Linked DNA regions of Mus musculus: region 1 is linked to region 2. A link is a loop called in an ENCODE intact Hi-C map of the cell type or tissue named here. Cell type or tissue: left cerebral cortex. All regions are shown on one strand. Region 1 overlaps Eea1 (early endosome antigen 1). Region 2 overlaps Eea1 (early endosome antigen 1).

Region 1 (5,000 bases), 47 kb before region 2:
CGGACGAAGCTGTTCTCTCTCCTCCTGTAGCCTGCCGTATATGGCAGGTAGAGATGGCGACAACAGATACGAACCTGTGTGGAATTTGTTGTGTATTGGAGGAGAGAGGAATTTCTTAAAGAATCACTAACTGATGTTGCATACTTGGATAAGCACAAGGAAGGACGGCGTAGGGAACCTCAGCATACACATTTAGGGCACCATATTTAAAGTAAGCATATTTAAAGCCAGCTGGAGTTTCTCAGATCAGCTGGGGGCTTAAGTTTGATGAGGTTATTACTAATTTATTGAAGTGAATTTTAAAGAGTAGTAACTATGGAATAGTTTTCTTTTTGTGTAGTTTTTGTTATATGTATGTGTACCAGATAGTTGAGTTTTTGTTTGTTTGTTGTTTGTTTGTTTTGAGACAGGCTCTTGGTCTGTAGTTCAGGGTGGTCTAAATCCTTCCTTCCATGTTCTTCTTTTTCTCCTCTTCCTCTGCATGTTTAGAATATAGAAGATATTAATATCTTCTTATATATTAATACGTTTTCTTATTAATATAGGAACAAAGCCTTCTCTTCTAATCCCAAATTAATCTCTTCTAATCTAGTCTATTTGAATTAAAGGTGCAGTATGATTCAGTGATCAGAATGTGAACTCTGAGACTGAATCACCAACCAAAGAGTGAGCATGGGCTCGCTTAGGTTCCCTGCCATATGTAACAGATGAGCATCTTTGTCTTCATGGCGTCCTCCAACAACAGGAATAGGGACTGTCCCCAAATCTGTTGCCTGTCTGTGAGTCCTGTTCCCCTAACTGGGCTACCTTGTTAGGCCTCAGTGGGAGAGGATGCACCTAGTCTTGCAGAGACTTGATATGCCACTGTGGTGTGTGTGTGTGTGTGTGTGTGTGTGTGTGTGTATGTGTATGTATATGTGTGTGATACCTAGATGTCCCCTTCTCAAAGGAGAAGGGGAGGAAAGAATGGAGGAGGATCTTCATGAGGGGACACTGGAAGGAGAGAGGGTGCTGATATTGGGATGTCAAGTGAAAAAATAAATAAATTTAATAATTAAAAAAGAATGTGAACTCTGAACCAGGACTTTGTGTGCAGTCTAGACAACATAGACAACATCTCAAGTATAATAAAAAAGCGTGTGTTGGGTGGTGAGAGGGGATACTATGAGCTCTGATGTCAGCCTGCCTGGGTTGATATCTACCCTACACCTTAACTGCATGGTTTGGGGCAGGTTAACTGGATTCTTCTGAAATGTTTTGTACATATTAGCTGTTGCTAAAATATTGTTTTGTTGTTATAATTATACATTCCACAATTTTTTAGAGAACAGTAAACAATTGTTTTGTCTTGTAGCTTGCTTTGCCCCTACCAACATTAATTCTTTTAAATTGTGTTGGATTTGGGAGGCTCGGTTCTAGGGAAGTGATGTGGTAACAGGAGCACTGCCATCATGAATTGGCTAATGCCTTTCTCAAGAGGCTAGGCTGGGCGAAGCTTGTAGGCCCAGGCAGGAGGACTGTGTGTCAGCTCAGCCTGTGCAACAAAGTAAGTTAGAGAGTAGCTCTGTGTTGCATAGTGTGAGCCTATATCAGAAACAGAAACAAAAGCAGGAGCGTGGGGTTGGGATGTCAAGTGAATGAATGAATGAATGAATGAATGAATACATACATACATACATACATACATTTAATAATAATAAAAAGAATGTGAACTCTGAATCAGGACTTAGGGTGAGCCTGGAGTTTCCCTGGCTGGAGTGTTCTCATGTGGTCTTTCTGCAGGCAGGTGGGCCCTTCTGCTGTTCTGGTACATGCTGGAATAGCAGGGGCGCTGACATTTTGTTCTTGGACTTACAGAATCTCAAGACAGATCCCAACCTCACTCTTTTTATTAAAGTATTTAGTGTGTGTGTGTGTTATGAAGCATCACAACACATGTGGAGGTAACTTTGGGGAGTAGATTCTCTTTCTACCATGTGGGTTCCAGGATTGAACTCAGGTAATCAGACTTGGTAGCAGGCACACTTTCTCTAGCCTCTGAGACATCTCTTTGCAACCCCAAACCCCTTTAAAAACAAATTACCCATACTCAAGTACATTAACAGAACATAGACTAAGATAGTGTCTTTTTTTTTTTTTAATTTTAGATGATCAGTCAGGCCATTGGCGTTTGCGTAACATACTGTTAAATATTCACTCTTTGCTCTAACAACTATGCCAAGGCTTACTGATAAAGCCTGAGATGAAGAAATTGATTTTTAGTGGAGGAGAACGGCAGTTTAGTAGTAACAAAGCAATGTGTGATAAGGGAGGGTACTCAGAGGAAGGATTGGAAGCATGAGAGACAAAGTAATGACACGGTGCAGGGGTTAAGGTGGCAGGGAGAGCAGTGGAGGTTGTTGAATCTTCCCGGAGATTTCTCTGAAGGGAGAGAATCAGGCATTTCCAAGAGTCTAATATAGCCTAGCACAGAGTAGGAGTGTGTTCCTGCATGCAGATGGAAGTAGTGACAACAGTTAGCCTGGGAACATGAATGAAGGGGTTTTAGTCTTAGACTAGTGTCTTAGTTAGGATTTTATTGCTGTGAAGAGACACCATGGCCAAGGCAACTCTCATAGAGGCTAACATTTAATTGGGTCTGGCTTACAGTTTCAGAGGTTCAGTCCATTGTCTGAGGTGGGAAGCATGGCAGTGTGCAGGCAGACATGGGGCTAGAGAGCTAAGAGTTCTACATCTTGATAAGAAGGCCGCCAGAAGGAGACTGTCTTCTGCTGGCAGCCATGAAGAGACTCTTCTGCACTGGGCAGAGCTTGAACACTAGGAGACCTCAAAACCTACCCCGACTGTGACACACTTCCTCTAACAAGGCTACAATTCCTCCAATGAGGCCACACCCCCTAATAGTGCCACTTCTCATGGGCGAAGCATATTCAAACTGCCACATTCCACTCCCTGGCACCCCATAGGATTGCTCAAACATGTGAGTCTATGGGGGCCATACCTACGATAGCATAATGCAAAAAACAATTACTCCAACTTCACAAGCTCTCATATAATCTATAGTGTCAACAATGTTTAGAACTCCAAAGTTCAAAGTCTTTTCTGAGATTCATGCCGTCTCTTAACTGTAATCCCCTATAAAATCAAACTCAAAAAGCAGATCATATACTTCCAGCATCACAGAATATACATTACCATTCCAAAATGTCATAGTAAGGAAATACTGGACCAAAGCAGAAAAGTACCTATGCAAATTCTGAACTCCGCATCTCCAGATCAGATGTCAAAGCACCTTTCAGATATCCAACTTCTTTCATCTTTGATGACCGTAACAAACTTCTTTCTCTTAAGCTGGTTTCACTCTCTGTTAGCAGTGTTCCTTGGCAGGTATCCCATTGCTCTGGCATCTCTGACATCTTTGGGGTATCCAAGACAACTGGTGGCAAAATGCCTAAGAAAATTAACATAAAGGAGGAAAGATTTGTTTTGGCCCACAATTTCAGAGGTGTAGGTCTTGTCAGTTGGCTCCATCACTGTGCATCATGGCAGACATGGCTTATTGGAGCAGAGCTGCTTGTTTCATAGTGGCCAGTATGCAGAGAAAAAGAGAGAAAGAGTCAGAGACAGAAAAAGTCCAAGGCTAAGACATACCTGTCAAAGTATACCCTCAGCAACATATTTTCTTCAGTTAGGCTCTACTTCCTCATAAACCCTTCAGCTGTCAGTTAATCCATTGATAAAGTTAGTGAGTGAGACTTGATCTAATCACTTCTAAATACCACCACCAACTGAGGACAAAACAGTCTTTGCAAGACTGTCACATGAGTCGTTTTGCAAGACACTTCATATCCTGATCCATAAGTATGTCTATAGGAGATGTCTGTAAAATAATAAGTTTTTTTTTCCTCCTGACCACTCAGTACCCAACAATAATGATGCTGAGATTAATTATTTATTATTAATTGCCTAGGCCATAGCTTTGACTCATTTCCGGACTAACTCATACTTTTTTAACCCGTTCAAACTATTCTGTATCTAGTTACCTCTCCTTCACTCTTGGCATGCTTCTTCCTTAGCATCTTCCTCAGCAATTCTCTCTGAGTCTCACTTGAATCTCTCCTTTATAGCTTTCCTATTTCCCAGAATCCTCTCTTCTTGACAATGCCCCACCTCCTGTTTCCTGCCTCAGCTCATTGGCCATCAGCTTGTTTTATTGACAGGTGATGCTTTTAAGAGATTCTCGATACAGATGTCTAGCCTTTTAATTTTGCATACAGGACCTTAGTGCTCTGGCCCTTCATATCACTTTGGATGCTCTCTCTGCTTACCTTTCTACACACAGAGGCCTGACCATTTCTCACTAATTATTTTTCTCACAACCCAGATGATTTCTCAGATATCCTTCCCCCTTTTTTTCCAGTCAGGTAATACAAGGAGTTAGTTTTAGTTTTATTCTCCAAAAGCATCTCATAGTACTTAACTGTTATAATAGAACAGTAATAATTTAACTTTTGGGTTGCTACTTATGAGGGTAAACTTGGTATAAACGGTCAGACTTCCTGATAGCCAGTTGGTGTATCTGGAACTTGAACATAGTACCTACTTCACATTCTTACATAGCACCAAGTGAAGTAATGTTTGTGATGTGCTCACCATGCTATCCAACATTTTGACAAATATTATGTAATTTTGGTTATATTATGCATCTTTAGTGAATACATTTCTCCTTTGCTTCCCGTCCCTCATTTTCTTCTCTCCAACTTTATTCTTTTCTTCTTCTTTCCTTCATGGTTACATAGCCCAGTCTGGCTTTGTTCTTGAGGTCTTCCTGCTGTATCTACCTAAGTGCTAGATTGCAGATCACGCCAAGAATTACTGCACTGTTTTTGCAGTTTATTTATTCCATTTCTCCCCTCCTAAATTTTGGAGTGCCTTAGTCTGGAGATTTTTGAATAGCTGAGATGATAGTTGAATAGGCAAAGGTTAGAAAGCAGGTTGAA
Region 2 (5,000 bases):
AGATTTAATACTTGGTTATACTATCAATTAATTATTCATAATGTATTTTGTTTCAAATTATGTGCTTTTTGGTAAAACATTTTATGTATGTAGATTAAAGTACTAAGTAGTCTACTGTTGGTTGGAATTTAACATGATTATAACCTTATGGGTATAGTTATGGGTACTTAAGAAATGTGAATTAGACTTAAGTGTGTATAACCTTGCAGGTTAATATATGCAGACTTATAAGACCTGCCTTCAGGGTTAATATTTTGAAATCAATATATGTATTGCTATTTTTAATTAGATATAAAGTCAAAATATGATGAAGAAAAGAGTCTCCGAGCAGCTGCTGAACAAAAAGTGACACATTTGACAGAAGACTTAAACAAACAGACAACTGTAATTCAAGATCTGAAAACTGAACTGGTAATTTATTTATCATCATTATGTTAATTTGTACCATCCTAATTAAAATGAAATATATATGATAACAGGCATATGGCTAAGTGATAGAGAACTTGCCAACAATGTATGAAGTTTTGAGTTAAATATCCAGCTGAAGAAATATTTAAAAAATAGTTTAATGAACTGGAGGCAATAAAAAAGATTCCATATATCCTTCTACATATATATATATATATATATATATATATATATATATGTATGTTTGTATGTATGTATATATATATATGCCCTATGATTTTTAAAAGTAAAAAAGATGTTATAAAAATTATGTCATTTAGCTCCTTTGATGATATTGTTGTTTCTGTTTAAGTATAAATTTTTGTTTTGTTTTTAAAATATTTCCTCTATCCACATCTCTGAAACTCTCATTTCCTCCCATTGTAATGCTCTTTTGAGACAGGATCTCACTGTGTAGCCTCAGCCATAGTGGAACTTGCTATGGTAGACAAGACTGGCCTCCAACTCAGAGAGATCCTCTTACCTCTGCTTCCTCAGTGTGGGGCTAAAGCTGTGCGCCAACGTGCAGACTTTTTCCTTACACTTCAGTTTCATAGTGCATCAGGTTTAGCATTGCCTCCAACTGGAAAGAAATTTTATTTCAAATTCTTCAAACATAAAATTCAAGTCAGACTTGTTTGGTGATGGTGTTTGTCAGTAGGTACCATGGTTCAGTGTTTTCCTTAGGGTTTACAACCCTGGACCTATCTTTGATATCTTTATTTATATAGCATTCAATAAATACATGAATAAATGACTGAATACAAGCAACCGACTGGAAACCCGGAACAAGCTTGCATCTTTTCTTCCTTATTTAAATTTTGTTGTTGTATCACCATGGCTCCGTGCTAGGCAAGAGGTCCCCTCAGAGCTCACTTCTTTAGTCCCATTGCCTCCTCCTCAGCAGAGGGAAGAATGCAGTCTGTGAAGTCGTTGTTAGGATCCATACACAGTTTGTTAAGGGAAGCCAAGCCAAGGAAATACTTGGGTAGTTGTGAGTTTGCTAGTGTGCAGCTTGATGAGACTGTAAGTACAATGAATGGAAAGGGCATTGGTTTATTGAGGCAGGAATCAGTGTTTGCGGTTTAGAGTCTAAAAATTGGTAATAATGTTTGTTTTTATTTTGATCTCCTTTTAGTGACTTATTCTAAAATGTATATTATTTTAGGTTTTTTAACTGTAATATTTATTTAAAATGTGTGTTTCACAGCTTCAGAGACCTGGTATAGAAGATGTTGCTGTACTAAAGAAAGAACTGGTCCAAGTTCAAACACTAATGGATAACATGACTTTGGAACGTGAGAGAGAATCTGAAAAACTTAAAGATGAATGCAAAAAGTTACAATCAGAGCATGCTCATTTGGAGGTAATGACACTGAGTGGAATGCTTCCATGATAGATTACTATTCCACCTAATAAATGATGCATATATGCAGTAGATAATTAAGGCCAGTTGGTAAGTGATAATTGAATTTATCTTAATTTGGTTGCAGTAAACCAAGTCTGATGTCATTTCCTATAGTTACTTTAACAATATTGTTTTGGGAAAATATTTAGAAATAATTGCTTCTTTCTTTGCTTTCTTTCTGGTTCTGTAAAAATTTTTGGCATGCAGTCTCACTATGGAGGCTCTTCTTAACCTCCTTGGTCTCCTGAGATGACAGAAATGTACCATAGTACCTAGCAGATGATGTGTTTTTTAATAGATTTATTTCTAATTGATAGGCATTGAATGCTGTAGCTGAAGTGTTGAATTGGTACTGCGGAGGGTGGGCTCAGCAGTTAAAGCACTCTCTTACCAGGATTTGGTTCCCAGCAACCGCAAGGCAACTCACAAACATCTGTAACTTCACTTCTCAGGGATCTGATGTTCTCTTCCTAGCCTCTGAAGGCACCCGGCACATACGTGGTGCACAGATGTACCATAGGCAAAACACTTACATGTACAAAATAAAAGTAAATAAATCTTAAAAAAACTGCTGCAACATACTACCATAACTTATCCAGTTTGTCATATGTTGTCACACACACATAGAATTCCAACATTTGGAGGCTAAGAGGAGGATCATGAGTTTAAGAGCAATCTTAGGTACATAGTGAGGGACCCTATTTGAAAACACACACACACACACACACACACACACACACACACACACACACACACACACAGACACCCCAAAACAGAGAACAACACAAAAACAAAAGCATTTGTTGTAGTGACAGTTTTTAGCTGGTGACCAAAATCCCACTCTGTTCATAAATAGTAACATGCCAGTAAATCATGGAGTAAAACTATTACAGCTATCCTGTGTCTGGTTCCTCCTGTGTTTCTTTATCTGTGTCTCATCAGTGGGAACTTACAAGAGTGTAGATGCGTGACACGAAGTTACCATGTAGATTCCCCGAAATGACACTTCATAACCGTAACCACACAGGTTCACAAGTTTCCAAATAGTTTGAGGGGGTTCATAAGTTTACCAAAGTCAGTTCAGTGTTGAGAGGTATTACTAATTAGACTGTAACTAATTGGCGGCTGGAGAGATGGCTCAGCAGTAAAGAGCATTGGCTACTCTTCCCGGTATCCTTCTATCCCTCCTGTTCCGGAGCATCTGACATTGTCTTATTAACCTCACAGGTGCTACACATACATGGTGCACACACATTCATTCAAGTAACACTCCTGTACACTTAAAAGATGAGAAGATGCTGAGTCAAAGTCGGATAAGGAAAAGGGTGTTTTAGATGACTTTAACTTGAGCAAGCCCAGTCATTTATTTCTGTACTTAGGACTAGTGTTGATTAGATCTGACTGCTGACTAATAACTTCTCAAATTATAACAGTAGTCTCTTCACTTAAAAATGCCATTGAATGTTGACATTTCCATATAAAAGCACATGGTGACTAAATGTTAATGGAAGTAATTAATGGTGGTTTTAGAGTATACATATTTTAAAGTGAATTTACTCTGACTTTTTTTAGTTGAGAATTAAAGAGTCATACTTGTTAATTAAGAATATTAGCAAAAGCCATGCCATAGTGGTATACACCTTCAATCCTAGCACTCAGGAAGAGAGGCAGGTGGAGAGGTTAGCTTGGTCTACAGAGCAAGTTTCAAGACAGGGAGGACTGCACAGAGAAACCCTGTCTCAAAAAACAAAAATAAAAACCCTCTGCCCCTTGACCCCCCCACCCCCAAAGAAGTATTATCAGAGTCACACTAATGCCATTAGACAGATTTTTTTTGGACACCACTAGGTTTCTGATACTCCACCAGGTCATTTTGAGTACTGTGTTAGCTTTAAAAGTTTCTCATCTGATCTTATAAAGTTATGAGGAATCTGAGGCTCAATTAGGTGTAACCGACTTTCAGTCGCTTGTGTAAAACTGAGAACCTGGGTCTTACTCAGGCCCAGCACCCCTCCCTTAGTGCCTGTCTTCCATTTAACTTGTCTCATAATTGCCTCATGAGTGACTGGTGCTGCTAGGCTTTTTGTTTGCTTGTTTTCTGTTTTTATTTTGAGACAGTGTCTCATCTAGCTGAAGGCTAACCTGGAGCTCCCTGTATAGCCTTGGCTGCCTCAATCTCTCATATGTGACTCTCCATGCCTCAGCCCCCTAAGATGGAATTAGGAGAGTGAGCTACCATGCAAGCTTTTTGTGCTACTAACCTTGTCCCAATGTTTATTGCTACTTTAGTGTTTTGCCAAAATTGTATGTTGTTATGTATTGAGTAACTGAAAATATTTTCAAGTTTATCTAATACTGTTTCCATAGAAACATTAGTATAATTGATTGTTTCATCTCATATACTTGTTTTTTACTTCATTTGGGTTTTTTGTTGTTGTTGTTGTTTCTACTTACTATGAATATGTAACGTGTTTAATTAAAATTCAATTCTAGTTGTTTTTATCTAAGTATATTAGTGAATTACATCATTTAAAAATTTACTAGAATCAAATTATTATAGATGTGGTTACTTTCTCTTAATCAGAATCAAAACAAATTAAAAGCCATTAGAGAAGCAAGAAATATAAGGATTTATCAAATGTTTTCTAGTTCGGATTGGTGATATGTATTCTGGAACATATTGTTAAATACAACTTTAGTTTATTCTCCTTGAAACTTACATACCTTATGAGCTTACTGCATTTTCTATATATTTATGAAAGTATATTTTTATTCTAAAGCATTTGAAGTACTTAATAAGTAGTTGGAGATTTTATAGATTGAAGATTGAAGGTTTCAAGATTTAAAATTATTTTGAAAATGCTTCATCAAGGTAAATATTAAAGAAAGCTGCAATGAGTTTAGATATATTGTGGTATTTAATGGAAATGTTTTTAAAGAATCTTATTTATATTTTAAGTAATCTTATTTGGATCTTAATTTTAAGAGCAAAAATGTTTATACAAGTATGGACTAAGGATGATTATAATCAGACATAGCTATTTAAGATTATTTAAGCTATTTATGAATATTTCAATATTAAGTATGTTAGTTTAAGAGATCCCATTTGTAAGTATGTTTGGACATTTTTATTGTGTTCTCAATG

The links. Hi-C counts contacts between places; a loop is a spot of excess contacts. Peaks named below come from ENCODE experiments on the same cell type or tissue, not always from the same donor. Only the 100,000 strongest peaks of a DNase experiment are listed, where the experiment ranks them.
Region 1: a loop joins it to region 2, with 2.1 times the contacts of the local background. A loop is called at or near these places in 4 of 42 quality-filtered maps.

The regions. Positions count from the first base shown.
Region 1 is chr10:95,948,137-95,953,136 of GRCm38, forward strand. The region is part of intron 1 of Eea1 (early endosome antigen 1); the gene reads left to right. Among named protein-coding and RNA genes, the nearest start is that of Eea1, 10 kb to the left of the region's middle. In left cerebral cortex, no CTCF peak of the experiment used is centred here; a DNase peak (open chromatin) is centred at 2,465.
Region 2 is chr10:95,995,280-96,000,279 of GRCm38, forward strand. It overlaps Eea1 (early endosome antigen 1), which reads left to right. Exons shown (of 29, transcript NM_001001932.3): 8 at 290-411; 9 at 1,658-1,813. Among named protein-coding and RNA genes, the nearest start is that of Eea1, 57 kb to the left of the region's middle. In left cerebral cortex, no CTCF peak of the experiment used is centred here; no DNase peak of the experiment used is centred here.